4 separate regions of the Mus musculus genome follow, and regions 2, 3 and 4 are each linked to region 1. Evidence: chromatin contacts called from ENCODE Hi-C or POLR2A ChIA-PET data. All regions are on one chromosome and are shown on one strand. Each heading gives the region's core, a stretch centred on a gene start or an enhancer-like site at or near the end of the contact. The rest is flanking DNA. Distances are from core to core; before and after follow the strand shown. Region 1 holds the start of Pkm (pyruvate kinase, muscle). Region 2 holds the start of Hexa (hexosaminidase A). Region 3 holds the start of Celf6 (CUGBP, Elav-like family member 6). Region 4 has its middle 27 kb from the start of Senp8.

Evidence for each region. Hi-C counts contacts between places; a loop is a spot of excess contacts on that map. ChIA-PET counts read pairs that join two places held with the same protein, here RNA polymerase II (POLR2A).
Region 2: POLR2A ChIA-PET joins it to region 1 with 28 read pairs in embryonic stem cell. The contact joins the promoter of Hexa here to the promoter of Pkm in region 1. POLR2A ChIA-PET finds 5 or more read pairs at or near these places in 4 of 5 experiments (Patski and embryonic stem cell).
Region 3: POLR2A ChIA-PET joins it to region 1 with 80 read pairs in embryonic stem cell. The contact joins the promoter of Celf6 here to the promoter of Pkm in region 1. POLR2A ChIA-PET finds 5 or more read pairs at or near these places in 4 of 5 experiments (Patski and embryonic stem cell).
Region 4: a map of left cerebral cortex shows a loop between it and region 1 (5-fold over the local background). The contact joins the enhancer-like site here to the promoter of Pkm in region 1. A Hi-C loop is called at or near these places in 1 of 37 maps with a recorded cell type or tissue (left cerebral cortex). POLR2A ChIA-PET finds 5 or more read pairs at or near these places in 3 of 5 experiments (Patski and embryonic stem cell).

Annotation. Positions count from the first base shown.
Region 1 is chr9:59,651,804-59,659,454 of GRCm38, reverse strand. It overlaps Pkm (pyruvate kinase, muscle), which reads right to left and starts at 2,879. Exons shown (of 11, transcript NM_011099.4): 1 at 2,806-2,879. It overlaps Gm51708 (a long non-coding RNA gene), which reads left to right and starts at 3,549. Exons shown (of 4, transcript XR_003948336.1): 1 at 3,549-3,618.
Region 2 is chr9:59,536,210-59,543,860 of GRCm38, reverse strand. Hexa (hexosaminidase A) reads right to left here and starts at 4,321. Exons shown (of 14, transcript NM_010421.5): 1 at 3,885-4,321. The coding sequence starts at 4,137. It also overlaps a transcript of Tmem202 not described here.
Region 3 is chr9:59,573,888-59,581,538 of GRCm38, reverse strand. Celf6 (CUGBP, Elav-like family member 6) reads right to left here and starts at 3,202. Exons shown (of 12, transcript NM_175235.3): 1 at 2,900-3,202. The coding sequence starts at 3,161.
Region 4 is chr9:59,719,427-59,727,077 of GRCm38, reverse strand. No RefSeq gene overlaps it. Among named protein-coding and RNA genes, the nearest start is that of Senp8, 27 kb to the left of the region's middle. Within about 2 kb of position 3,742, at least 1 of the 3 ENCODE cell types and tissues checked has a DNase peak (open chromatin) inside an H3K27ac peak, as active enhancers do.

The sequences.
Region 1 (7,651 bases), core at 1,630-4,129:
CTAAAGATGCTAAAAACCCAATGTGAGTTTAAGGCAAGAAACGCTTTTTCTACCTTTCTGTCCATAGCCGCTTCCTCATCCCTTCCACTCAATATTAAGCAATTAACAGCTTTAAGAAATAAAATAGCGTTTCCTGTGACCAACACGTTCATATAACACAGATGGCATACCCAGCCCCCATAAATCTGTTTGGAGTCAGCTATGAAATGTGCCAAGTCACTCACTGGCTGGACTAAACTCAAAGTCATTTGCCAGTTTGCCTCCAGAACACCGGGAATAAAGGGATCAAGGGCCATTATACCTGGTTGAGATACATTTCCACCAAAGCCCACTCCCAAAATAGGGTTTCTGTGTAGCTCTGGATGTCTTGGTACTTTGTAGAGTAGGCTGGCCTCAAACTCAGATCTGCATGCCTCTGCCTCCTGAGTGCTGGCAAACAGTTCTTAACAAATTTCCCTACAAATTAAATAATTTAAAATATAATGCTTAAAATGAAAATAGCTATGTACTAAATAAGTGATTAGTATTCATATAGTTTGGCTTAAGCAATAATTCAGAAATGCCTCGAGAGAAACTGCCAATCTGGATACTGGTTGTTCTATGAAAAGCTGCTGTGCCAATCATTCAAGAATGAAAATATGCCGTCTAGAAGCAGCCACTCCACATTTCCACTCTTATGGTCACCTTCATTTAGGTGATACCCGCCACCTCTGGAAACAGGGTATCACCCGCTCCATGTTCTCAAGCTCACAGGCCTTCCTCCCAAGTACTGGGATTAAAGCTGAACCACCACACTCAGTCTGAGTGAGACATGTTTAATTCAGGGAAAATGCACGCTATTTGACTCACTAAAAAAGAGGGAACCTTACAACACTTCAGAGAACAAGTGTGGTCCCCTCACTCACCCAAGGAAGAAAATTTTCTCAAAAGCCGCAAAGTTGAAAGGTTGAGTCATCTTGCCCAGACCCGGTGATGGTTTACACTACTTTCCCAAAGAACACCCTCACTGCCTTTCCTACAGCATAATCAGGCCATCAGAGGGCAAATTATTTGCTAACAATGCTTCCTTGAGTCTTGATCTGAGCCCCCCCACCCCACTGTTGGGGCAACAGTACCAAACTTCCTACAAGCCAGAAGGCATAAAAGGCTTACTTGAACAAAGAGGACCGGAAGGCTTCTATCTGGGTACCTGTTTCTTTGTTTCTACCCTCACAGCCAAAGACAAAGGCTGCACAGATTTCTCCCTTTAGATAGCTCTTTCTCAGGAGAGCTGCAATGTAACATTAATTACTTTGTAAACACTGACGGGATTCCAGAGAGAATTTGTTTCCATGGGCATACTGGGTATTCAGAGCCTACCTGCCTCCCCAAGCTTACCCCTAATGTGCATAAAAATAGTAAGGAGACAGAATCAAGTTGGTAGCCTTCAAGGTAACTACTTCATTCATTGACCAAAAGGATATAATGCATGCCCTTCTGGATATTTCACCCGAGGTTAGTCACTACATCGAGGATGGCCCGTACTTACAAGGAGACCAGTAATTTAGCAGCCTGGAGTGACACAGGACCAGAGGCCAAACCTAAGAATATTAATAGATCACACCGGATTCCAAAACCTAGCTGCCTCCATGCACGACTGGATTTTCACTATAAGGTTCACTTTTTCCAAACTACCAGTGTCCTGGATTTGGAAAAAGTGGTCGAGCTCTTATCTTACTATGACTGGGTATTTACTGGGTCTTTATAGCCTTCAGACTAGAAGATGCCCGGCTTTTTCAAAACCAGTATGCCGGCCACCTTGTGCATGCAGCCCCATCTTCCTCATAGCACTGACTTGACAAAATCTGCTTCCCTAATTAGACCGAGCTCTGTGGGCTATGTGTGTTCTGGTAGCGTCGGGCTCCAGTTTCTGTCGGGAACGGGTATGGGTTGATCGCCCACCCTCCCCCTCGCCAGCACGTGGGAGCAGCATGACCGATTAATCAGACGCATCGCAGTACGTGCCGCCCCTCCGCCGCAGGATGGAGCGCGAGAGCAATGAGGGCCCGTGCCCACCACCAAAAATCTGCGGGCACACAAAACAGGCAGCAATAGCGGCCAACCTTTCTTGCCAGGCCACCGGGAATACAAAAGTTACGTAACTTGTAGCTGCATTACCAAGGACCGCTAGTGACTGCATCCTACCTCCATGCACCGGACCACGAGGAGTCCGCGGACGTGACTAGAATGCGGGGGGAGGGGAAAAGCTGCGAGGGGGAGGGGCGAGGATATGGAGGTTGAAAGGATGCTGCGGCGCGGACGTGACCGGATCGGAGGGGGGAGGGGCGACGAAGAGCTGCGAACACTGGCGCGGGAAGAGAACGCTGACCTGAAAGGAGGATGAACGCGGAGGCTGAATGGGGGGTGGGGGTGGGGTGAGTAGGGGAATTATTTCAAGTAGAGATTAAGAGGAGGGCACCGAATTATGAGGGCACAGAGCTAAGAGGAAGGTCGTAAGTCGTAGTGGATGTAGGAGGACGAGCATCGGAGCAGGGCGAGAACAGGGTGGCGAGGATAGCAATAGTAAGATAAGAGGCTGGAACCAGATTGAGATGGAAGAGAGAGCAGAATGAGACCGTGGGAAAGGAGCTAGCCGGCCACCCTCAATTTGGAGGATTAAGACTTGGACTCAAGTGTGGCTCCTCCCCAACCCGGAGTGGGATGCTCGATGCCTGGCGCCTGAGTCCCGCGTGGGCAGGCAGGCCTGCGTTACACACCAGTGGGCATCGGCTCTGGGGACAGATGGCTTAGGTTCTCCCCGCTCACCTCGGGCGTACTTCGGTTCCTGCTGCGATACCTAGAGCGGACGTCAGTCAAGTGAAGACGAGTCGCTGCTGTGCGGGGCTGCGCCGACTGGGCCTCAAGGTTATCACAGCTGCGGGCCGCCGCAATCCCTCCGCAGCCCCGCCCCTCGCCCAATCCGGGCTGCGGCCGGCGGCGCCCCGCCTCTCAACGGGGCGCCCGCACCTCCTGAGAGAAGCTCAGGGTAGGCGGGACAAGCAGGTTGCCCTTTTGAGGAGGACTACCTTCCGTGGCGGAAGGACATCGTAGACCAAATTTGCTCAAGGGTTATCCTGTTGACCAATGGGGAAGTGGTGAGGGAGCAAGGCCCGCCCACCGGGCCAGCGCCGCCGCCGCCACCACCACCCCTAGGTTCCCGGGCGCCACCGCCACCTGTTGCTTTAGATCGGCTACAAAATGTTCCCTTTTTGGCCTTTTGCCCAGGTCTCCCCATCTGCCCTGGCCTACCAGGGCGGTGCCCAGATTTATAGGTCCACGGACATTCCTCCAGCCCCGCCCGGAGACTCTCCACCCTCCCGGCGCCCGCCCCAGTACACCCTCTGAGGCTGAGCGGAACGGGAAGCTGGGGTGATGGGAGCAAGAGAGTGGTGGAAGGTCTGGGCTGCCTCCTAGAGGGTTCCAGACTTAGAGGCTGGGTAGGAAGAACTTAAGTCTCTCTTTGGAACGTGAGCGCGACCTCCTAATAAGGAGGGCTAGATTGGACCCATGTTAATACTTTGAGTCTCGAATCCTGCACTTTTAAAATGCCTGGACCTGGACGCAGCAAACCAATCCAAGGTAATTAGTGCAGAACTGGACCTACGTGTAGCCATTATCTATGCAGGAGTCAACACTGGTTTTTGACTCAGGCGTGTATGTATTTAAATTTGTAGTATTGGAGGCATTAACAATTTTTTCCCTACAAAGTATTTTCTAATTTCCCAACTGTTAACACTAGTCTTCATTCCGCAGAGTTTTGAAAGCAGATACAATGTTGCCACATTCTAAATGGGAAGACTGTACCTTAGGTTTTGGATTTTTTTTGGTTTTGTTTTGTTCTTTTGTTTTTCTTGGTAAAAGATGGGTGTGACCATTTCAAGCAGACACTTCTTTGTAGTTGAATCACAGGCCTTCATCCCATTTTCGGTCAGTTTTGATTAGAGGGAAGGGTAACATAAATGCAATTTGTAGTGAAATAAAGTTTTTTAGTTTCTTCTATAAGTCCCCTTGGTCCCCTTAGTTTAGGGAAGTAAATGCTTGGTTATTATGGTGGAAAGAACATGAAGTTGGGGAGGGGGAGGTTATATCTGTGGAGGAAATCATTCCTTTCTGCAAGAGAAGGGGGTAGAAGAAATGACCTCTTTGTGCCTTGGACACACACACACAAAAGAACCATAGTGTTCAACAGGGTGACAGTTATCTATCTACTCATGTTGAGGTCCACTGTGCATACTGTGCGTCAAGCAGAGTAGCTCACACCTGTAATTCCAACGCTCAAGAGGCCAAAGTCAGTCTGAGCCACACAGATCTAGGCCCACGCAGGTCAGGGTTTCGGTTATAGATTCATATTCATTCTTTTTCTCCCTCCCTCTCTCTCCTCTCCTCTTTTACACACACACAGAGGAATGCACGCACACATGCATTAATGAACTCTACCATCACCACAAATCTAGATACAAAGCTTGGTGATCTTAAGTCTGTGACCTTGACACTTAGGGACTGAGGCAGAACTCCAGGCCAATCTGGATATGGACCCAGACTGACATGAATATCCATTAAACTGGAGAATTGGTGCTAGCCAAGAATTGCTCTTCATCTGCAGGCTTCAATGATCTGACAGTTACACAAATGGGGTCTATGGGAAGTGTTCTCATTAGATGACAGAATGTGTCACAGTAACTTCCTACTATCTTGCTTCTGCTGAGAAATCGGCATGGTATAGAGGAGTACATAGTTAGGTTGTATCTTATCTTTGTTCTAGTTTAATCACTAGCCCTATAGACTATACCTATAATTTAACATGTACAGTCCGTTAAAAGTAACTTGAGGACAATCCCTATTTCACAGGGTGGAGTTTGATCAGTTAATTATATGTGAATGAGTCCAACAGTGCCCAACTCAATGCTTCCCTCTCTCCTATGACTTCATATTATTCTAAAGGACATATATCCCCAGGTTTGCTGCTAAGTCAGGGGCAATCAGACACCACAGAAATATTAAAACTATTACCTCAGAAACACCTATGTTTCAAGAAATGAGTTTTATCCATGTGGAAGTACAGAATGATCACTGTGGCTACTGTTCATCATCAGACAAAATAATTATCTTTCCAATAAGGGACTTTAAAAATGATCAATGAAAAATTGTATATTAGACAACTTTCATATTCTGCAGCTGGGCGGTGTGACACACTACTCTAATCTCAGCATTTGGATGGAGGCAGAGGCAGGTAAATCTCTGAGTTTGAGGCCAGCCTGGTCTGCAGAATGAGTTTTAGGACAGCCAGAGATAGACAGAATCCTTGTCTCAAAAAAACCAAACAATAAAGAATATTCTGAGGGGGGAAAAAAAAGCGAAGACAGGAAAACAGTGGGTCAAGTGCACTCTTCCTAAGAGGTGCCACCTTTTCCTTAGATGTGTTCTTCACACTATGTCTGCCCTTACAGGCTGGCTGCCTGGTTCACTCATTCCAAGGACAACTAGAACTAAAAAGACTTCGGGTCCTCTTCTGTGCAAAGTTATTTCTGCAGAAAGTTTTAAGAGGGCAGCATCTCTGGCCCAATGGTGGTGACAGTGTGAGGTGTTCTGAAACTCAATTTGTGGAAAGTCCTTTGCTCCAGAAGCTAGTAGTTCATCTAAATGAACTGAAGCCTACCTTTTTCTCATCCCTGGGGCTGGAGGGCTCCAGTGGAATTGTGTCATCCACAGAACTTCCTCCTCACCACCTATAAGAAGCCAAGATATCACTAGGTCTATCCAGAATAATTCTGTGATCCGTGAGAGCCAGTAATGACTCAGCAGCAGACACTGCTGCTCCTTCCCAGATAGAATTAAAGGCAGAAGGAAGCTCCTCCCCCACTGATGGCCACATCCTTACCACAAACTGAGTCATGGCCACACCCAGCCTGTATGGAAAACTACCGAGGATAGGAAGGAAGGTGAAGTTCAAGGAGTTTTTAAATTTTGAGTCCAATATACTCTCTACTTAGCATTGAGGAAAACAGTTCCTTTTCCTGACCCGTGAGGCAAGATTGCTTACACTCAGATAAATGAAAGGTGGGCTGTCACTGGCCTCTGTGAAGAATGCTGTCCTGTAGCTCACACTTGTCTTTAAGGACCCCAGCCCTTTCACCTTCTAAGTAGCCAGGCCCCCAAGTCTTCCTCCATGGTTGTGAGCAGGTAAAAACACCAGACCCTACCAAGCAATTTTCTCTGCAGTAGAGGCATTCTTCTGTCAGATAAGGCTTTTTCTTCCTTATACTGCTGAGGAATGAACCCAGACCTTTTATGTATTAAGCAGAGGTGCTGCAGCCTAGCCACAGCCCCTGCTTTCAGAAGGCATTCTTGATTTTGGCTAGAATTTTTTAATCTCATGTTTTGAATTATCAGGCATTATGAACTTCTGAGATTAGTTTTCCAGTGGAGAACTATAAAATATGTATGATTTCATTGATATAAAAATGTTTATAAGTAGGAAATTTTTCTTAATTTCTAAAACTGCCAAAAATGCTATATAACATGTGAGGAGCCACACCTAAGGTGGAGTTAGAGCACCAGCTGATTTATAACAGTAGCAAACTTAGTTATGAAGTAGCAACAAGAATAACTTCATGGTTGGGGGCCACCACAATATGAGGAACTGTATTAAGAGGTTGCCGCATTAAGGAGGTTGAGAACCATTGCTCCAGATACATTTACGGTCTCTGAAGAAAATGTATCTTCTATCTTTGCTATCAGCAGTAAATGAGGCTATAATCACAGAACCAGAAAAGGAATTCTGGAATCAGGTTACTATGATTAGCTGTGGAACATAGCAAATTCCTTATCCTCTAAGACTATTTTCTCATCTGTAAAATGGGCCTATTTCTGAGGCTTTTATGAGAATTAGGAGTTAATATATATGTAGCATGCTTGCAACAACATATACTAACACAGTAGTATAAGATGTTATCAAAATATTAAGGTACTCTGCACACTACCTGGAAACTAATTTATAAGAACTAAAGTATGCTAGTAATCTCTGATACGGTATCATGGGTTACAAAGTCTTCTCAGGAGGATTTTCAGTTGCATGAGTCCACTGATAGTCATTTGGTGAACTATTATTTCTGTTAGGCCTGAGTCTTAGAAGAGTGTTAGAATATACTCGCTATTTCCTTTTTGAGATGGGATTCTTGGTCAGTTGTTCACATTGGTTTTGAAATCCTGGGCTTAACTGGTTCTCCTGCCTTAGCCCCCAGAAGATAAGCTGAGACTGTAGATGAACCCTACCATAGTCATTTATAATGTACTAGTCATAAGGACTTAGGAAGATAATGAAGTAGGTTCTTCAGGAAGGGTCTTTAAGAGTAGTATTGACTTGTTCAAAATGTCAGGAACCACAACACAAGTAAGATACCTAGGTAAGAAGGTGTTGTGACATACAATAAAGGTCACAGAAGACAATAACTAGTTTATTGAAAGCAATAGCTATAGTAGAATTTGAAATTGTTATCACTGGAAAGCTGGGCTTTTGCCAGGCATGGTGTTGTGCCCACCTTTAATCACAGCACTAGAGAGGCAGAGGCAGGCAGACCTCTGTGAGTTCAAAGACAGCCTGGTCTATAAAGTG
Region 2 (7,651 bases), core at 3,072-5,571, 120 kb after region 1:
TTGTATGTGTTTATCCTCATTTTCAGGAACTGTAATATTTTTCACACAGCTGGCCTCAAATTTACTATGTAGCTGAGGAAGACCTTGAACTTGAGATCCTGCTGCCTCCACTTACATGCGCTGCACACCCACTACGTGCACACAAGCCCAGGGCTTTCTGCATGCTCAGAAAGCACTCTCCTATCTCAGCTACATCCCCAGACGGTAACTGTAAATTACTTAGGGATGAGAGCAGTTTGATTAATATAGTCTTTGAACTTATCACTATTAACTAATTATAGTTGATTAATAAGCACTGATTGTAGTAAAGATGGAGGCAATGAGGGAGGCTAGAAATACTTTTGGGAAGTGATAAATGCAGCAGAGAAATAACACTCATTGACAGAATGGAAATGAAAAGGAGTCAGATGTTAGACGTTTCTATTTGAAGTCACTAACACTAAGATATGATCAGAGCTTAATTTTCCCTGAGGCTAATAGTCTTCCAAATGACTAATTGTCCTGACAAAAATCTTCATGAGCACTGTAAGGTGGCCATGAACAGAGGAAATCTTGATAGACAGACAGATCTAGATGGAACCCCCTACCAGAGCCTGGAGCTGTGTAACAGAAACAGTCATTATGCCTTCAAGTCTCAGTTCTGCAGACAGGTATAACACTGACCCACAGAGCAGGCTGACAAAACATGCCAGATCTTAAGTGCCTGCCACTCAGTACACAGTCATTTCCTTGCCCATTCCAAAGTCAGTTTTGCCACAGCAAACCCTATTATGTGGCACTTACCCAGAGGAGTCCTGGGAGTGGGTGCCTCAGAATGTAACAACCAATTCCAAGGGCTTCTTCCACTTTGTGTGTTGACACACATGGCAAACAGCCTGACAGCTCCAACACTCAAAGGGACATGGAATCAAACTCCTTATCTGACCAATCTAGGCCTGCAGGCTCAGGCAATGGAACACAGCCATGCACATGTGTTCTTGGCTCCTGTACTGTAACATCAAAGGTGAACAGTAGGAGAGGTGAGGTAGCACTGTGCACCTGACAAGCAGGCTCCCCCATTTCTGCCCCAAGTTTTACAAAAGTAATGGGCTGCTTACTGACTGCTGAGCACCCCCACTTCCTGCTCTTGAGCAGACAAGTCCAAAAAAGGAATTCCAGCCACGCTCTTGCCTGACCAATGGTCACACCACTATTAGCTGGGGAAACTTAAAGTCACAACTTAAGACAGAGGTAAAAACAGAGAGAATAATACCTCCTGGGCATGGTGGTATTTGCTACAGCAAGGAACAGAGAAGAAAATTTAATCTGTTTCTCTTAAGACCATGAACTTTTTTTTGTTTTGTTTTTTCGGGACAGGGTTTCTCTGTGTAGCCCTGACTGTCCCAGAACTCACTCTGTAGACCAGGTTGGCCTTGAACTCAGAAATCCGCCTGCCTCTGCCTTCCAAGTGCTGGGATTAAAGGTGTGCACCCCCACTGCCCGGCAAGACCATGAACTTTTATGACATAGAAGCAAGCCACAAAATATTTGTACATGTGCATACACCTTTCATGCCTACATATTTGATTCTCCTGAGCTTCTCGGATTGTTAATAGCTCTACAATAGAGGGAAAATCTCCTTAATCAGATTGGTCAAGTGTGTGTGTGCGTGTGTGTGTGTGTGTGTGTGTGTGTGTGTGTGTCTATGTATGTACGTATATATGTACTTACTGGCAAGGTCTCACTAAGTATCCTGGCTGCCTGCCTGGGACCTCACTATATAAATGAGGCTGGCCTGGAACACACAGACATCCGCTTGCCTCTGAGTTACTAGGATTTGGTTTAAACATTTTCATGATGGGTGAAGGAACTCAAAACCTATGACTTTAAACAACCAAAAAAGCTACAACATACCCAAGCATGAGCCCTTGTACTTAGGAAGCTTACAATTCCTGTTGTAAAGGTAATAAAACCAATCCAACGGTCAACGCCACCAACGCCCGCCCTGCTTTACTGCTGTACGGAATGAAGTAGAGAATAAGGAAGTGAAAGGAAGCCATGCCAGGGTCATATCTCTCTCTCTTCCTCCCTTGCCCCCTACATTTTTTTTCTCCTTCACTATTTTGTTGGTGTTCAGACCCAGAAATTTGTGCACACTAAGTAATCTACCACTGACTGGCAGCTTCAACGATATTTTATTTTAAACATCACCAAGTCTCCCCCACTATTATCCCCTCCTTCAAAGAGTGAAAAGACATTTACAGCTTTTTTGTTTTATCACCCCCAGAAAGGCTCCAAGTGTAGGAAGACAGAAAACAAAACAAAACACAAACAAGGAAGTAGCAGGAGTCTGGAAACGGCTCCTATGAGGTCCTAGGATGAGTGATGAATGCATTGTGTTTCAGAGTTCAGATCCCTCAGTGCACACAGACTTCAAGCACAATATCCAAAAAGGCAGGGAGAGCAAGTGTAGCTCAAAGAAACAAGACTCAGAGATTTCACATATCATACACAAACGAGTCATACACACACCACAGGAGTTCAGCTTCTCAGGCTTAGAATTAGCCAGAATTATCGTGAAGGCATATTATGATCTAAGTAATAAGAAAAACCACCCAGCCTGTTGAACAGGCTGACTATGGACAAAACTAACCCAAGGCCCTGAGCGTTCAGAATCAAATAATAAGAGATAAATGTATACTTTTGGCCCTCATCTAAATACAGTTGTTCCTAATACTTACCTCCACTCTGAAAGTATTTTTATCATTATTTCTCGTTATGTAACTCTCCATTCTCCACACACTCTTATAAATGTCATCATGAAACTCTCTTCCTCTTTGAAAGCAATAGAATCAAAGGCAACCCAGTCTTCTCCAAGAATAACTACCAGGTCACTTAAGAGTGTCTCTGACAGCCCAAGGTGGCCTCAAATTCAGTATGTGGCCAAAGATGACCGTGGACTCTTGATCTTCCTGGCTCCACCCCACCCCCATCCCCAAGTCTGTGTGCCGTCGAGACAGCTCTTATGAGATGCAGCAGGGTATTCAAGCCTCGTTGCATTGCACTTTACCAACTGAGAGAATAGAGGTTTGATGGTTAATCCTTCCCAGCCCAGCTGCCTGACCTTAGCTGTGTCTCTCCTCTATTTCAAGATGCATTTTCCATTTCCAACTCTGTGACAGAAGGGGTCTGGGTTGAGACTATAAGATCCCTGCTCCTCCAGCTTCCTCCAAACCAGAGTCTACGCCAAATCCGAAAACCTGCAGCTCATCTTCTCTTTTGAGGATCTTTGGAAACAGTAAGGATGATGGAGATGCCTTGCGGGATGACAGGGTCTTCACTTTCAACAGATGATTTGGAATCGTCTGCCTATGTCTCCGGAAGCTCTCTGCCTTGTGTTCTGATTCCTCTCACACTTTTACTAACCAAGTTATGTGCCAGACACATGCTGGGCTCAGTTCTGCAGCCCTGGTCACTGCCTCACAGGGACCCTATGCCACTTGAGCATGTTCTATAAAGGATCATTTTAAATGTCTATTGCCAACATATTGTCAATATTCTAACAGCCTGATTGAACTGTGGCCCTACAGTAGGCATTTCTTAAGAAAGAAAGAAAGAAAGAAAGAAAGAAAGAAAGAAAGAAAGAAAACCTAAATGCAGTTCTCAAAAGGAGGATTAGGGATAAACTGAGACCCCAAGAAGTCACATCAATGAAGGGGTGCTCGGGATAGGGGCTGGGCTGGGGAGGCCAGCTAGCTGGATAGAGAAAGCAAGGGGAGAAACGCGTGGGAGGTGACTGACTGGGCTGTGCAGAGGCCAACGGGAGGGTGTCTGGGAGCCGGGCCGGGGCTGACCCACGCACGGAAGGCGGCTCCTTCGGAGGGAAGAACCGGGCAGTGACTCACTTGAGAAGCTGGGTCGGGGCCAAGAGCCGGAACCGAAGAGCAGGTTACGGTAGCGTCGAAAGGCCTCGTCGAGGACGACGCAGCCCGCCTGCGCGGCCGAACTGACATGGTACCGGAACTGGAAGTTGTTGGGGTACAGGGTGTAGCGCCGGTGGTAGGTTTGGATGTACTGGGGCCACGGCCACAGTGCCGTGGCCAAGCAAGCCAACGCCGCCGCCAGCAGCAGCGAAACCCAGAGCCTGCAGCCGGCCATGGCCCACCGGCCAGCTCCCCTTCCAGCAGGCTGAGCCCACGTGAGCCCCGGTCAGCTGAGCGGCGCCCGCGTGACAATCGGAGGGTCACGTGAACGGGAGGGAAGCAAGGCGGGCTCGATCTCAGAGATCCGTAAGCAAAGGATTCTGCAGCTCCCGACCGGGTGGGCGGTGAAGGATCGATCCCCGCCCTGGCCAAGCCTCTGTAACCCAAACCCAAGGGATGGGCTGGGAGGGACAGGCACCGCCCCAGGGCATGGAGAACTAGCCCGGAGGATACGGGAAGAAGGAAAATGAGAATCCAATTTGCAGTGTCAACTGTGTGAAAGCGCACTTGAGCAGTCTTTAAGTAATCAGCCCCAGGGGTCTCAACATGGAGCAATTGAAAGACGTCCCAAAGTGTTGAAAAATTGTTTGTGGTGATTCCTAGTTGTGATACCAGAATTAGTGAGGGAAAGGCAGGAGGATTCCTGTAAGTCTATGGCCAGTGCGGGCTATCTAGTGAGTGCCAGAACCCGGTGTGTTAGCAAAAGCCTGTAACCCGAGTGTTCAGTAGGTCAAGCCAGAAAGACTGCTGTTGTAAGTGCAGAAGCCATGTTTACTTCTATAACTGAGAAGAATTTATGAAAATTTCTCTTAGCTAGAGGTGAAGCTCAGTGCTAGATAACTTTATTAGCATGATTGAGAACGCAGGTTCAATCTTCAACCCTGAAGTGAGCAGGAGGAACAGTGGAAGAAAAGAGAGAGAACTTCCACTTTGCTCATTAATTGTGCTAGACTTGGTATCCCAGAACATGGCAATTTCCATAACCATAGTCTTAAGGCTTGCAGTGATCTTTTTTTTTTCTTTTTTTTTAAAGATTTATTTATTTATTATATGTAAGTACACTGTAGCTGTCTTCAGACACTCCAGAAGAGGGCGTTACGGATGGTTGTGAGCCACCATGTGGTTGCTGGGATTTGAACTCCGGACCTTCGGAAGAGCAGTCGGGTGCTCTTACCCACTGAGCCATCTCACCAGCCCTTGCAGTCATCTTTTAAAAACAAAGCTTTAGGAGTCTCATGAAGCCCAGGCTGGCTGCTGTACAGCTGAGGATGACCTTGAACTTCAAACTCTCTAGCGTCCATCTCCTGGGTGCTAGGTTTACAGGTAGATTATGCCTAGTACACCTGATACACAGTCATGGGGTCTGAAACCAGGGCTCGTGCATGATAGGAAGACAAATGCTCTACTGTCTGTACTACAACCTAAGCACACCCCCAGCCTCTGGACTCTGTGTTTGGGGCAGCATGTTAAGTGTGTGGAAGTACATGTGTGTATGCTAACATGTGGGCATACGTGTTGCTTGTGTGCGATGTTGTGTGTCCTTCCTCCTTAGTCATGTTGAACTGAACTACCTTCTTGATTCCCGCAGATCACGGCTCTGCCAGCCATGGTGGTTGCAGAGACCCGAGTACCAGAGGATTTCACCAAGTACACTGTGATTATAGAATAGATGATGAACTGGTGACTCAATCCATTCTTGGGGTGATAAGGCTCAGGAAGGCTAGCATCCTGGCTGATACCCTCCAAGGAAGCCTCGTCATCCTGCATGTATGCTGTGAGGATAAGGGCTGTGTGAGGCATCGGTTTGTCTCCATTGCTTTTACAGGGTTCGTTTTTTGGTCCCTTTGCTTGTCCATGTCCCCATCAGACCACATGGTGAATGAGACCATTGTAGCCTTACTGCCTAAGCCAGGACTCTGCAGGCAGGAAGTGTTCAGCTGTGTTTGTCCAGTGCGTGCATGAAGGAAGCACTTGTGTTAGATTTTGCAAGCCCAGCCTGACTCAGTGTGTAGGGAAGAGACCAGCCTGTGGAGGGAGGCAACGGTCAAGGAGAAACAATGATGTGCTCACTCAAGGATCCAAGGTCCCAGAAGAGCCTGGCACAGAGCAGACATTTCATGAGTGGATGTTGGATGACTAATATGGGCGAACCAAAGTGGAGATCTGTGGAAGAGTATGGGAGGCACTAATGAACTGCTGTATCTGGCTAGGAAAAAAAATTCATGCATGAGGAAGGATGAGGCTGGATCATGAACTAAGACTGAAGTAAAAAATTACTGAGTCACTCACTCTATACTAGATATGTGTCTTTCTTGTCTTGCTGTTGTGATAAATCATCTGGCACGAGCCATTTAGGAGGCAGGCTGTGGTGGCCCACACCTTTAAACCCAGCACTCAGGAAGCAAGCAGAAGCAGGCAGATCTCTTGACTTTGAGGCCAACCTGGTCTGCAGAGTGAGCGTCAGGACAATCAAGACTACACTGAGAAACCCTGTCTCAAACTAACAGACAAACACACAAAAAACAAACAACAACAGCAGCAGCAGCAACTTAGGTAGTAAGGGTTTGTTTTGGCCAACAGTTTGAGGTATTGTCCATCATACAGGGGAAAGCATGCAGCAGGAGCGAGAGGTGGCTGACGTGGCCAGTCACACTGAGTCCAGCATCAGGAAGGTGAAGGCAGTGTGTACTGACGCCCAGCTGGCTTTCTCCTCTGTTCGTTCAGTCTAGAACCCCAAGCCAGTGAGAGGTGCTACCTACATTGTGGGTGGGTATGGTGATATGAATGGGAACGGCCCCCATAGGCTCATATGTTTGACTGCTTGGTCACTAGAGAGTGGATCTGTGTCAAAGGATTACAAGACTTTGGAGGTGTGGCCTTGCTGGAGGAAGTGTGCCATTGGGGGTGGGCTTTGAGGTTTCAAAAACCATGAGTGACAGGTCCATTCTCTCTTCTCTCCCTCCCCCCGCCTCTTCCCTCACCCTCCTCTCCTCTTCTCTCCCCTCTCTCTCCCCTCCTCCTCTCTCTCCTCTCTGCCAGCTGCCCAAGGATCAGGATGTAGGTCTCAGTTACTGCTCTAGCACCAAGTGTGCCACCATGCTCCCTGCCACCATGCTCCCTGCCATAATGATAATGAATTAAACCTTTGAAGCTGTAAACAAGTCCCCATCTTACAAATACTTTCCTTTATAAGTGTTGCTGAGGTCATGGTGTCTCTTCATAACAATAGAACAAAGATGCACCTCGTGGGCAGACCTGGAATTATGTCTTCTAAGTGATTCTAAATTTAACAAAGTTTACAATCAAAATTAATCATGAGGCTGGAAGTGGTTCAGGATTTTGTTTTGTTTTGTTTTGTTTTTGAGACAAGGTTTATTTATGTAGCTCTGGCTATCCTGAAACTAGCTCTGTTGACCAGTCTGGCCTTGAACTCACAGAAATTCACCTACCTCTGTCTCCCAAGTGCTGGGATCAAAGGTGTGCATCATCCCCCACCCTGTGGTTCAGGACTTTAATGTCAGCACTGGGGAAGGCAAAGGCAGGTGAATCTCTGTGAACTGGAAACCAGCCTGGTCTATATAGTGAGTTCTAGGACAGCCAGAGTTATATAGTGAGACCCTAGTTAAAAACAAACAAACAAAAAAACCAAACAAATAACAAAGCTATGACAGTACCTTATTTTTTTCTCA
Region 3 (7,651 bases), core at 1,953-4,452, 78 kb after region 1:
CCTTTTCAATATTCACTGAGAACACACTCATCCTGAAGATATCCAATACTTACTTATTATGGTTGGGCCTTATGATGGGTTAGAGATGGAGAAGTCTTGGAGATTAGATGTCATGAGGAACACCTGAGTCTGTCTCCAAAGGTTGAGGACTGCCTCCAAGAAGACACTGAGGGCGGGGTTGTAACTCAATGGTAGAATTCTTGCCTAGCATACATAGTGGTCAAGTAATGGTGACGATAAAATAGAAAACATGAATTCTCGAGAACAGGGACAGTGAATCCTTTGAACCAGGTGAGAAGAGGTGTGTGATTGTTTCGTTTGCGGTGAATGAAAACTGAGCCAAAATGTGGTGTGTTCGAGAAACAGCTAGAAGGCTGGATACAGGAGAAGTCTTGAAAGTATGAGCAGAGTGGCTAGTGAGGAATGCAGGCATTGGGTTACATGTAGCCTTAGAGACCGCGAATAAATTTTGTTCTCCTTCCTGAGAGCAATGGAGAAGCCACTAGAGGGTGTTCACTAGGGATGCGAGATGATAAGATCTGTATTTTCAAAACGGACCTCTCAAGTAGAGGAAGGAGAAGGAGCAACAGAAGGCCACATGCCTACGGGAAGCCATTCGGAGCTGGCCCAGTTCTCCACTCAGAGCTGGCTAGGAAAGCAAGTGGGGCCTGTTTTGTTTTGTTTTTCAGTGGTATCTTCTATGGAGCTGCCTCCTGAAGATGGATGGATTGCCTCCTGCTTATTGAGAATTCCTAGACAGTGTCTTATTTTATCAATAGGGCAACTGAAGCCAGAGATTGTGTCAGTCACAGTTTTGGGATCTTTGAACTCCCAGGCTAGGGTTGTTTTCAAAGCACTGTGCTGGTGTCCACAGTACTCGGCCATTGAAATGAAAATGAGTCACTTTAGTGTTCAGACATCATTGGTTGCTGCGAAGAGAGTGGGGATGCTGACTTAGAGGCCCTCTGAGTTACCTCCATATCTCACAAGGCAACATCTGCTTTGGAGAGGCATAGAGTGAATGGAGGACTAAATCACTGACCCCTGGGTTTCACATACATTACTGTTCTGCCACTAAACCATAACATGTCCTCACACTGGAAGGGGAGCTTTAGAAAAAGCTTTGGGGACCAGGTGCTACCAAAAAGAGCCCATGGAGATTGCTTGGGTTAGAGGGTAGAAGGCTGGAAGGATGGAGATACAGGGAAGTATGGCCACAGGGGCAGATGAGTAAGAGGTGAGCAGGAGGGATTAGTGCTAAGTGAGAAAGGAAGACAGAGTGAGGGGACAGTTCAGACATGGAGTGCTTGAGTGAGAACTGCAGTGACTCCACGCACTTGCTTTACTCTACAGATCAACTACAAAGATGAGGTTTATGCTTACCCACTGAACTCACTGTCTAGGAAAAAAATGCCACAAATGACTGGGCATGAAGACAGCCAGTGGGTTAGACTGAATTCTAGGAAGTCTGGATGATGTGGCCTTGTCCTTATAGGACTTTAACATAACCTCTCCCACAAAAGGTGGAATCTGTACCCCTATTCAAAAGGCCTAGTTTTTTCATGGGCATGTTCTCAAAGCCCTCTACTTTAGTATGCCAAGGAATGCCCTGGGGTCTCCCAGCTTGAAAAAGGTATCAGTCTGATGTTAGCTCACAGGCCTTTAGAATGGACCTGCCCTCTAGGACCTGTTATTTCTCTCTTAGGAAGATTATGGAGGGTAATTGGTCACCCTTCCCCCACAAAAATCCCGAAACCGCATTATTTCCCAGTGGGAAAATGAAGATGTGTCTCCTCAAATAATCATGATATGATTCTGGCTCTGTTATTCCAGCTCAGCCTGGACAGACTTTTCTGCGTGTAAACAAGTCTCCTCCCTTCTCTACAGGAAGAAAGGGGTGTGGCTGGAGAGGACCATGGTGCCTCTGTCTTCCTAGGAAGGGCAATGAGAAGAGCCCCCCATCCCCATCTTCCTCACTTAGATTGATCCACCCTGAGAGTGCGCTGGTCTGGGACCAGCTGGCAAAGAAAGGAAAACAGGAAGCCATCAAGAGGATTGAGAGGAAGCAGAGATGCACAGGAGTGGGGATTAGAGGGGGTGGGGGAGTGTATTCACACAGGGGAAAACCAAAGAGGAAGGGTACACAGGCAGGTGTATGTTCCCAGCTGAGGTTAGGATTCTGGATTCAAATCAGAAGAGGTAAAGAGCATTGGGTTCTGGAAAAATGTATGGAATATTGGGTTATTGTCAAATGTGAGAAGGCATTTATCTCTGAGAGCCTCCTGGGGGTGGGGTGAATTGGACTGTATATATTAGGTCTGAATTCTAAAGAGGAGAATTTGGGTATGGGGTATTTAAGGCTGTCAGACCCAAAAGTCAAATGGAGGCCCTAGGGGTTGGTTTGTTGTTGGAGGCCAGGAGGAGTGCAAATCCAAGATGTGTGTGCGGTGAGGCCTGAATAGGGTGGCACCAGAGAGAGAAAGTGCTCAGGAAAACCATGGGTCCAGGGGTCAGGAGATCGGGGGCTCCAGAGCTGGAAGGTAGAATAAGTTTCCAAATTCCAGGGTTTGGGGTGTCTGGTGGAAGGGATGGTGGAGAGATTAAGCAGGGAGGTGGGGATGACTGGGATGTGAGAAGTGACAAGGGATTTGGAGGTTAGAGTGAAGAACGTGTTAGGGAACCAGAGTGAAGTCAGAAGGATGCCACAGAGACAATTCTGGCTCTGGGGCTCTGTGGCCTGGGGAGGGAACAGAACTGAGGTGGGGCAGGTCCTGAACTGGAGTCGGGAAAGGTTCTAGTAGGGCTGGGGTTGGGCCTGCGTTTGGGGCCGGAGTTGGGTTGGGCTGCGCTCTAATTGGATTGGGGCTGGGCTGGGCTGGGCTGGGCTGACCCCGCGCACCTTTGTGGAGGCCGGTGAGCCGGTCCTTCAGCACCGTCAGCTCGTAGATGCGGCCGAACTCCTCGAACAGCGGCTTGAGGTCCTGCTCGTCCAAGCCCCGCGGGATCTGCCCCACGAAGAGCTTGATGGCGTCGTGGTCCTTCATGGGCACCGCGGGACCTGGGTTCAGCCCGCTCATGCCGCCGCCGCTGTCCGCGGTGCTGAAAGCCAAGCGCGGGCTGGGGCCGGCGGGCGGCGCAGACCCTCCAGGCGCCGCGGCCATGTCCCCGCCCCGTCCGCCCTCCCGAGCGTCCCGCCTGTCCCGCCGTCCCTTCCCTGGACTGCTGGCGAGGGCCTGGGGGAGGGGGCGGGGCCCGCCTACGAGGACGGGGGGCTGCCCAGGGGGCGGGGCCCAGCCGAGAGCGAGGGGCGGGGCGGACTGAAAATGGGCGTGGTCGAGGGCGGGGCGCCTGAGTCCGGCTGGAGTCCCCCTCAGAGCTCTCCCTGGCGCGCCAAGCCCAGCCCCGAGCCCCAGCCCCCGAGCTTAGTGACGTCAGACAGCTAGCAGGGAGCGTCTACGCAAGTGATTTGCATAATGAGATAGCGGTGGCCAATCAGAGAAGGAGTTGGCTGAGCTGGAGCGCGGGGCGAGAAGGGCGGCTGGGCTCACGCGCTCCAGCTCTCCATGGCAACCGGACCCTCAGCTGCCCTGTGTGTGGAGGGTGTGCGGGCGTGGCAGTGGATGGGAAGTAGCTTCGTCATGCGTGGCGCTGTCTGCTGGAGTCGGAGATGATCTCTCCCTACACACCTCCAACAGCCGGACCGTTTTCTGTGGGTCAGATAGGGTTTCCACCTCTCTATCCCTACTACCGAAGCCAGTCTTGCGGAGCGCATCCTTCTAGGCTCCATCGCACACCTCTCCTATATCTTCAACCTCTCTTTGCTCCTGAGACTCAAACACACTCTCGTCTCTTGTATTCTAAAATAAGCCCCAAGCACTGATTTCTTCCTCAGGAGAGCGAAAGAACTTATATTATCATATTTACTCAGAGCTTCTGCCTGGTTCCTCCCTATTCTGTGACTCAGGAGTGTTATCTTCTTTTCCTGAAAAGGATGCTGTGGGTCAAAGAAGTTAGGGCGTAAGGCAAAAGAAGAAACGGAAATTGATACATCGCGTGTGTTAATATCTTAAAAGCTATCGGACAAATCACAGCGCTTGAGTGTTTACCTCCCCATTCCCTCTTTCACAAGCGCACATTCATAAAGATGAAGGATTGGCGACATGGCTAAGCATATAAAGGCTCTTAATAAACAAGCTCGATGACCTGAGTTGGATACCCAGAACCTGCGTGGAAAAGCCAGGAGCAGAGCTTCGCATCTGTAATCCTAGTACTTCCGTGGCAACAAGAGGAAAAAAAAAAACAGGAGAGTCACAAGGGCCAGCTAGCAGAGGGACAGAAACAAGAGGGAGCCTCAACAATTTGGAATGAAAAAGCCACTCCTGATCTCAACAAGCTTGCCATGACTCATGTTTCTGCCCCTACTCATACAAATACACACATGCATACACATCACACACACACATCACATATGCATCACACACACCCCACACACAAATCACACCATACACACATACACACATCACAGAAACAAATTTATATTTTTTATTATTTTGTGTTTAAGTTTTGCCTGCATGCATGAATATATATGTATGTGCAGCACATGTATGCCTAGTGCCACTGGGGCCAGAAGACAGTGTCAGAGCCCCTAGAACTGGAGTTATGGAATTTAGGGGTTTTGTAAGCCTCCCTGTGGGTGCTGGGAATCAAACCCACGTCTTTTGCTGCTCTTAACTGCTGGGCTGGCCACTAACTAATTATGAGTTGAATAGGACCTTGAACTGCTGCTCTTTCTGCTTCCACTTCCGAGTTCTGAGGTCATGGGTGTGCACTCTCATGGTCATTTATGCATACCATCTTTAGTAGTTCGTTTGGGGGTACATCTACTTTTCAAATTGTGTTCTTACTGGTGGAGCAGCTTTTATTCTTTTCTTTGACAGGCTCTTGGGATATAGCCCAGGCTACCTTCAAACTCTGGGTTCTTTCTTGCTCCAGTTTCCCCAGTGCTAGGAGTGCAGGTGTGTGCTACCGTGCTCAGCCCTGAACTGATCCTTGCTAGGTAAGTTCTCTTCCGCTGAGGTGTTCCTCCAAGCACCATAGTTACATTTAAAGCAGGTAACTTTAAAAGTGGGCATAACTGGGTCTTTTAAAATTAAAAGTAGTTTTGTTTATTCTGTGACAAGTTGGAAATTAAATATCCTCAATGCTCCACTCTGTTATCTTTTGATACACTGTTGCTGTGGATGCTCAGCTTTGTTATCTTTTGCTACATTGCTATCTACTTTCCCCCCGGGTGTATATAAACTCCAGAGTCAGCTTGCCAATTCTCCTTGCACTACTTTGCTTTCTGTTGCCACAATGAGCACCATGATCACAAATAACTTCTGAAGAAAAAGGTTTATTTCAAGGTATAACTCCTAGGTCACAATCCATCCATCACTGAAGAAAGTAGGACCAGGAACCCTGGGAGAATGCCATTTGCTGGCTTGCTTCCTCTGCTTGCTTAAAAGCATATTATGCAGCCCACGCCCACCTGCCTAGGGATGGTGCCTCCTACAATGGGCTGAACCCTCCCACTTGGCAAACATGGCCACAGACCAACAGAAGAAATTAGTTTGGAGTTTCCTCTTCCCAGGTGTCTCTAGTTTGTGTTAAGCTGACAATCACTAAAAGCATAAAATAGCTTCCTGGAACTTTGATTGGATTTGCATTGATGTAGATCACATTGGGAGAAAAAAAAAGATACAAAACAAAACTGATGTTGTGGCCCTTAGAGGAGATGGCTCAGTGTATCCATAAAGGCACTTGCTACCAAGCATGATGGCCTGAATTTAATCTCACATGGTAGTGTGAGAGAACCAACTCCTACAAGTTGTCTTCTGACCTCCACACACGTACTGTGGCACACACACACACACACACACACACACACACACGTGTATACACACTAATTGTTTAAAAATGTTATTGTAACAATATTGACACTTCCTATTCACAAACAAGAGAAATCACCATCTATTTGTTTCCTTTTTCATTTCTTCATTCAAGAGTGGTGGGTAAATCTTTTCTTTCTTAAATATGCCATGCTATTCTTGTCCCTGTTCCTTTGTAGGTGGGTGGGATATTTCTGCTGGTTGTCTTCTGACCCCAATTCTCTATGTCTTTGGCTTTCTATGGTTTAAATATTATATGCTTAGATGAGGGTTATAATCTAGTGCTTAAGCCATTGGGCCCTCATCGAGACTCCTGGATTTTTGATTTGTTGTCTGTTGATAATAATTTTGGGGAAATTCTTTGACATTATTCCCTCATTAATATTCTCTTTATTTGCCTGGGTACTTCTGATTATGTGATAGGCATTGTGTTGAAAAATATTTTTAGAAATAATTGTAGGTTGAAGAGGGTAGTATTTTCTTCTTCCAGAACAAACTTGTTCTAAGGCATCCGGAATCTCGATCAGTTTGAGATAATCAAACTAATTTTAGTGATTAGGATGACTCAAAGCTGAGCTGTAGCCTCTGGAGCAATTGATCTGTTTCCAACTTCCTCTTCAGTTGAGACCTCTGAGTGAAAGTTTTTTTAGGGTACATTCATGTGTGTTGTGCAATCATGTGTGTACACCCCTGTATGTTCATGGAGAGGCCAAAAGAAGTTATCATGTGACCTGTTCTATCCTTAGAGACAAATCTCTCATTGATTCTGGACATCCACTGGGAGCAAGCAAACCCAGTGATTCCCTTGTCTCTGAATCCGCCACAGTACTAAGATTATAGCTGTGCGTACAGCCATAGTTAGCCTTTTAAAACAAACAAATGAAAGAAAAAACCAAACAAATGAAGATGCTGAGGGCTGAAACTCAGGTCCTCATATTTGTACAGCAAGCCCTTCTAGCCACTGAGGTATCTCCCCAGCTCCAGAGATGGGGGGGGGGTGTGTGGAATCTTTAGACCACAGCTTTGAATTCCCATCCCTATGACATTATCCAAAGTGTTTTCCAGAATACAATTCTTCAGAATTGGCAATTGTGCCCATGGTGGAACATTACCTCAAATGCTAGGCTTTCAGTGCTGAATCTTAGTCCTTCTCAGACCTCATCTCATTCATGACGTGCAATGTTTCCTCCCTCTAGTGTTTTTAAGTCCTTCCCATCATCTCCAGGGGCAAACTTGTTCCCAATTACCCACTCTAGCATCATGACAAATAATAGGCTTCCGGGAGGGGGGTTGGTTTGGTTTGGTTTGGTTTGGTTTTGGTTTTGGGGGGGGGGCAGGGTTTCTCTGTGTAGCCCTGGCCTGGCCCAGAACTCATTCTGTAGACCACGCTGGCCTCTGACTCAGAGATCCTCCTGTCTCTTCCCAAGTGCTATGATTAAAGGCGTGCTCCATGGTATGGGATTTTTCAGTTCTTCTCTTACATCAATGAAGACATAATTGCAACCTTCTTAATTTTAAATTCGTCGATTTGGTCTGTGTTATTTTCATAGGAGAAGTACCAATATTCTAAGTTGGTTTCTGCCACCACCGTGCTATAGGGATTCAAAAGAGTTAGGAGTCCTCATGCTAATTTTCAGCTTAACCTCTATTTTGGTGTCTACGTATGAATAAGCTCTTTACTGGGTCTCATATCTTGTTCGATGAGTTTGTTTATTCATGAT
Region 4 (7,651 bases), core at 2,493-4,992, 67 kb before region 1:
GTCCCAGACTGGAAACTTATTGGTCACTTCCAAATTAAAAAAACAAACAAACAAACAAACAACAACAACAACAAAAAAAACCACGAGTGAACCCTGATATTGTGCACATGCCTGTAAATCTTGTAATCACAACTTAAAGGCCAGCCTAGGCTACACAGTGAGTGAGTTCCAGGACAGCCTAGGCTACACAGTGAGTTCCAGGACAGCCTAGGCTACAAAATAAAAGCTAATTTAATTATTTTTTATTTTAGTTTTTTTGAGACAAGGTTTCTCTGTGTAGATCTGGCTGTCCTGGAACTCACTCTGTAGATGAGGCTGGCCTTGAATTCAGAGATCTGCCTACTTCTGCCTCCCAAGTGCAGGGATTAAAGATCACCATCACCATCTAGCCATAAGAACCCATCCAACGACAACAACAAAAGCATTTGTTGAAAGAGAGCAGTAAAATTTGTTTTACTAGATTTGTTAGCATTAGACCTCGTCTCTGTGCCAGTGTTTGGCAATTAGCTGTCAGGACAGCAAGCCCTTCTGGCTCTCCCCTGCCTCCCCAGGTGCTGCCCAGTTTCCTTGGCCACTTCCTCCAGCTCTGTGTGATCTCTCAGTGACTCCTGCATCAGTCCCTGCTCTGTTAACATGTCCATTCCCTTGACATATTCCTATGGCTGGCCAGGGTATGGTGGCTCACAACAGTAATACCAGCACTTGGGAGGCTGAGGCAGAGGGATTGCCATGACTCAAAATAATCTAGGCAACTCAATAGTGAGTTTCAAGATAGCTGGTTACAGAGTGAAACCTTGTCTCAAAAACAAAAACAAAACAAAACAACAAAAACAAAATACTTGAGAGGCAGAAGAAGACAGACCTCTGTGAGTTCCAGGTCAGTCAGTGGTACATAGTGAGACTCTTGTCTCCTAAATAAAAATCCACAAAAGATAGCTCTAGGCTTCTCCCCTACACTCAGGCTTCCTAACCCATCACTCATTTAATATCCCCACTTGGCTAAAAAGTGTCTCGGATTTAGCATGTTCAATATTGTAACGTTTTCTAATACGTATGTATTTATTTAATCAGTAGGGGTGCAGTCAGATGTCAACTCAAGGCGTGGGTGCTCTCCTTCCACGCTTGGGTCCCTGTGGTTTAACTCAGGCTTGGCAATCTTTGCCCACTGAGCCATCTCACCTGCCTCAAACACTACATTTCCAATCTGTCTCTCTATTCTTTCGAGCCAGAGCCATAAATCTTGAAGTCATTAAGTTCTGCTCTGGTTTGACCAGCGCTCTTGCTTTCACATTCAGAACACATGCAAGATCGGCCTATTCTGCCTCTCTCCACTTTTAGTCAGATTGGCCATTCCTCAGTCAAAGTGGCCCTTGCGTAAGACGGCTTGCGGGTAGATCGGCTGGGAAGTGAATCCTGCTTTCAGCTACTCTCTTATCTCCGGGACAGTATCTATCACATCTGTCTGTTCGGAAATGTTCTGATGTTCAGAACAACCTACTTCTGAAACCTCTTAGGCCCGGAAATTCCTTAGCATCCACAGATTTCCTGTGGCAAAGAGATGATGTTGCTTATCAGCTATTCCAAAAGTCAATAGACTTGATCAGAGTGCTGAGAAAATACCTGCTGAGCTGGGTGTTGTAGCTCAGGGGCTGGGTGTATATTCAGCAGTATAGCACAAGACCCTGGGTTCACTCTCCAGCACCACACACACACACACACACACACACACACACACACACACCAGCAGCGGCAACAATAAATTTAAAAGCCTGACAATTTAATTCCCTCGCATCCAGATTAGTGATTTTTAGTTGGAGACAGTTTTGTCCTCTCTACAAGAGACACTTGGAAATGTTAGGGGGGTTTGGATTGTCACAATCAGGGATAAGAGGTACATCAGCATCAAGTGGGCAGAAGCCAGGGATATGTCTAAGCATCTTACCTAGGACAACCCCCATAATGAAGAATTATCCAACCCCAAACACAAGTGCTACTGACACTGGGGAACATGATCTAGACTCTCCACATGGTCATAGATAAAAGGCCAAGAAGCGATTGATCTAGACTATTCTGAGACTTGTAAAACCACCAGCTTATTCATCATTCCGAAACTGCAGTCATTCCCGTAGCTTGGAGAGACTGGAGGAAGTCTCGGTCTTCACTGCAGCATTGGATCCTCGGAGCTTTTGCGGGAGCCCTGCCTTCCTTCTCAACTCCATCCTTTTCTGCCCTTGCCCCACAAGCACATGACTCTCCTCTCATCCAAATCTCACTCAGGCTTTGAAGCCCACACATGCTGCACACTTATCCACTGACTCAGTCTTACCCATAAGCCCCAAAGTTAGCTGATGCCTCTGGCTTGCCCCTCACTAGACTCCCTGAAGGGGACCCATGTCATATCTCAGACTTAATCAGCCTTAGTACTGACAGTCAAGTGTGAAAGCTCTGTGGCTGTCTTAAGAGTCAAATGAGGTGCTGAGCATAAAAGCACATTGTATAGGCCTGCTGTTCAAAACATGATAGTCAGTACCCTAGTATCTATAGAAGCATACACTCAGGAGCTAAATAAACCGCTCACATGTAGTTAACGTGTTGGAGAGAGCAAGGCATTCCGATTAGTCTGCTATTGGAACTAGCAGGAAAGAAAAAGTTCCATCAGAAATCCTACACCAATTAATACGCCTTCACGCTCCACTGAATCCAGGAGCAGTGGGTGTCACATTTTCCCAAAGCGGTGCCCAAGCCAACCTTTCTGCTTTTAGCAAGTTAATGAACAGCTTGTGAGTAACTCTTGGCCCACTCCAGCCCAATTTAGAAGGCTGCCAAGGGGATAAGATATCAATATGACACAGCCTCTGCTCTGCTGGGGACCCAGCTCTGTAGTGTTCCCCTCTTCCCCCACCCAAGTGCTTCTGTGTTCAGTCACAGGAGAGTCTGAGGCCCTTACACCAGTGGGACGAGGCTTCACCCAGGCCTGGCCTTTCCCCCAGGCAGAAGAGAGAGCCTTGTCCGAGATCCTTCGAGAAAAGCAAGTGGGGGCATCACATTCCAAGCAGCTCCAGGTTTGGCTGGGAGCCAGGTGCTGAGAGCCAAACAAGAAGGAACACATTCCAGGGAGTCAGGGAGCCCTGCTCACATGAGGGGCCCAGTAAGCAGGGCCCCCGCTGGGCACCAGGTGCTGCTCATCTGGAGATCAGTCATGCAAGGGGAAGGACTCCAGTTTCTCTGGTTATGGATTCAGAGGCTTAAATGCCTCCCACTCTCACACACCGTTGGTGGACAAAGCATATGTAACAGTCACATGTCAAACCACCCTAAGTAAAGTAGAAGAAGGAGGGTGCTGTTGACATCTTGGTTCACACCCAACTGGAGCCAAATTTCTTTCATTCAGTACCCAAAGAGAGGATGCTATTAACAACAAGAGTGGATGGAAGCAGGGAGCCTGAGTTCTATGTCCTTAGGAACTCAGCTCCCCACCCTTGGAGCTCCACCCATGCTGTTCAGACAACACCTGCTCTTCACATCAACCAGCCAGCCTTCTTGGCAGCCAAACCTTTAGAAGATCTAGAGGACCCGTGGAAGTGCTTGCCGGCCTTTCTCCATGCCGGGAGCAGGCAGGCAGGAGGCGATGATCGGGCAGAGGGTTGAGCTATTTCTACTGGGGGAAGATGGCCCCATCGCCTGCCTGAAGAGTCTGTTCTTCCATTACAAACCAGAAGCCTGGGCCAGATTTCACCCAGCAAGGAGATAAACTGGGAGGGACTTTCAATGAGAATGACGTCCTCTTGCTGCACTTTGCTGCCACCTAGTGGGATATTAGTGTTCTCTCTCCCTCTTGCCGGAGCATTGAGGTGGTCTTCAGGCAAACGTCCTGGAAGTAATTTCTCTTAATCATATCTTACTTCTGTGGCAGAACAGCTGTGGGGAGCTCATCTACTTGGCCACGTGGCAAGTGTCCTAGAGACACAGACACAGTAATCATTTGCGAGGGTTGTACTGGCTGCGTGGGCACCTGAGGTGAGATTGATTCTATCTATCTATCTATCTATCTATCTATCTATCTATCTATCTATCTATCTATCTATCTATCTATCTAGATATCTATCTAGATATCTATCTAGATATCTATCTAGATATCTATCTAGATATCTATCTATCTAGATATTTATTTATTTTGTTTTTTCCAGACAGGATTTCTGTGTGTAGCCCTGGCTGTCCTGGAACTCATTTTGTAGACCAGCCTGACCTCAAACTCAGAAATCCACCTGCCTCTGCCTCCTAAGTGATGGGATTAAAGGCGAGTGCTACCACTGCTTGGCTGAGAGGTGAGATTCTTAGTCTCATGATATCTTGGCTAGGCTGAGATGCACCCCTCGCTCTTGAGACCTCTTTCCACTAGAGTCCCTCTCCCTCTGGGACCCACGTCCCCTCTACTCAAGCACTGCCACAGATCTTCATCTTGTGATTTGTGCCAGTAAGATTAGTTCACTTGACACAAACTGAGAAAGCTAGGATTGTGTGCCCTGTCTGTGATGCTGCTGTGTCCAGGGATGCGAGGTGGGAGTGTGGTCTGCAGAGGTTTCTTGGACTTTCCCTGGGTTCTTCAGAAGTCTGCAACTGATCAGCCATATTTTCCAGTTATAGCCAAATGTTTATTTCTTCTAGTCCCAGAAAGCGCTTGGCTTCAGCAACTACTGAACAACCTACATTCAACTCTTTTGTGGTGATTTGAGAAGGAATGGCCCCATAGATTCATGTGTTTGAATGCTTGACCATTGGCACTATTAGGGAGCGTGGCCTTACTGGAGGAAGTGTGTCACTATAGGGGGGACAGGCTTGGAGGTCTTAAATGCTCAAACCATGCCCGGTGTGGCACACAGTTCCCTTCTGCTGCCTGAGGATCAAGATGTAGCATGCTCAGCTCTCTAACAACATGTCTGCCTGCATGATTCCTACTGTGATGATAATGGACTACACTTCTGAAACTATAAGTTTTCCTTTATGAGGGTTGAGGTGGTGGTCATGGTGTTGCTTTGTAGCAATAAAACATACTAAGACAGTATCCCAAAATGAAATTACTCTGTTATCTATTTTTAATTTTTCAGTTTAGGTAAAAATCATTCATATTGTCACAGCCTTCCTTCCTTCCTCCCTCCCTCCCTCCTTCCCTCCCTCCCTTCCTTCCTTCCCTTGGTGCTGGGAAGGAGTGCAGGGCCTTGCAAGCCATGCCTGTGTTTTCCTCGCCTCAGCAACACCCATGATCTTCTGTTTGGCAGCACCTCCTAACCATCGTGACAGCCTCTCCATGGGGTTTAACAGGGGTAGAAATGCTGACCACTTTTTATTGGTTATTGACTATTTTCTAAAAATCCTTTGCTTATTTTACCATTGGGTTATCTGTTGTTTGTTTGGTGGTGGTGGTGGTTTTATTGTTGTTTTTGTTGTGATGATGGTGTGAAGTGGAAATTTTTGGTTTCTTTACAGACTCAGTTGTGTTTTGTGATTTTTTTCTGGAAACTGTTGTATGAGAGGATGTTTTGCTGAGGCAGACACATGAGAGGACATGTGATGTTTGGAAGGAGTATAAGTAGAACCCGACAGTGGAGGATGCCTGTTGATTCACCTCGCAACACTTTGCTGGTCTTTGCTGATCGTCACTTGCCATGACTTTGTAGAGAGAAAAGTGCCAAGGAACTTCTTGTGTCATTCCAGCTGCTTCTTGTGGCTTCCACAGATTCTGCCGATTCAGCAGAACCTCCAATTTTTTCTGGATCAAGCCATGGCTATTGATTTGTGTTTGGTGTTTGCCGATAAGACTGGATTGCCACTACTGATTTGTGTTTGGAATCACCCCAAAGAACTGCTTCTAAACAGGTCCACATCCCCTGTTTTCATATTAATCTTTCTTCTCCCCTACTTTTGGTCAGTGGGCTGGAAGGGAGGTTGAAGCATTTAAGAACCCTTATTAAATAGGTTTTGATAAACCTAAGCCTACAGTGAAGGGTTTTTTGGGAGGCGGGGGGTTGGTTTGTTATTGATGTTGTTTGTTTGTCTTAGATAGGGTTTCTCTGTGTAGTCCTGGCTGTCCTAGAACTCACTCTGTACACTAGGCTGTCCTGGAACTTACAGAGATCCCTCTGCCTCTGTCTTCTGAGTAGAGGGATTAAAGGTGTGTGCCACCACTATGGTCATTTGTTTTTTTGCTGTTCACTTCTCTAGCTAGCCTCTTTAGATTTAGTTTTATTTTAAAATAAAAAATTGTATTATTGTTGTTGTATATGGTGTGTGGGGCAGAGCCCCAACAGCCATGATTATTTTTTTCTCTCAGCCTGTTTATATCTTCTTAGACAAAAGTTCTTTATAAAATTACCTCACAGATAAAATATTACACAAAAAGAAGTTACAGAGGATGCTGACACTAAGTTCAGGGCAGTGTTTTATTCCATAAGCTCATTATAAGTTCAAAGCAACAGTTTCCAAATGGCCTGCTTTATCGTGGTGCACACCTGTGGCCAAGTTTACCTTTTTAAAATTAAAACTTTGTTTATTTACTTATTTTTGCAAATTCATGTGTATGAATGTGGATGAGCATGGCTGTGAGATATCATGGAGAGCAGAGGACAGCCTTGGGATCAGATCTTGCATCCCATCTTGTCTGAGACAGGGTTGCTTTGGGGGGGGACACCCTGGCATGCATGTGAGGATGAAGGACAAAGCTCAATATCAGATGTCTTCCTGGACTCTCTATCTTTAAAAGAATTGTGTGTGTTTGTGTGCGCAGAAGTGTGGGTGTGCATGTGTGTGAGCCTGTGCCTGTGCCTGTGCCTGTGCCTGTGCCTGTGCGTGTGTGTGTGTGTGTGTGTAGGGGGTTGTTTAAGCCAGAGCCCAAGCATATGTGTGCTGGTGCTCTTGGAGGCCAAAAGAGGGCATCAGATACCCTGGAATTCGAGTTACAGATTGTTGTGAGCTGTGTGTTGTCGAGTCTGGGAACCCAACCTGGGTCCTCTGCAAAAGGAGTAAGTGGTCTTAAGCCCTGAGCCATTTCTTCAGTCTTCCACCTTATTTTTTAAGACATGGTCTCTGTAAATCTAGAGTTCATTGACTTGACTAGGCTGGCTGTTCTGTGAGATCCAGAGACTATCTATCTGTTTTCCTCCATGCTAGGTTACCAGATGAGTACCCCAGCCTTGACATGATTCCTGGGAATCTGAACTCAGGTTCTATGTTTACATGCTAAGTGCTTTACTGACTCACCTCCTACCAAAATTTAAAAAAAAAAAAGTGATTTTATATGCATTGGTGTTTGGCCTACATATGTGGTTGTTCTCCTTGAAGAGTTGGGTTCAATTCCCTAATTACTGTCTCACAACTGTCTAGTTCCAGAGGACCCAATGCCCTCTTCTGGCCTCTGTGGGCACTATATAGACGTGGTTCATGGAATGACTTTCAGGCAAACATAAACAATAGGTAAAATCTCAAAAGAATATTAAGATAAAAATGGGGACTGGACAAATGGCTCAATGAAATGCTTGCCACACAAGCATGGTGGCCAGAGTTCAATCCTACCACATAAAAGAGCCAGGCATGGTGGGGCGCTCCTAACTGTAGCCCCAGGACGGTGGGAACAGAATTTACTGGGGCTGACTAGGCC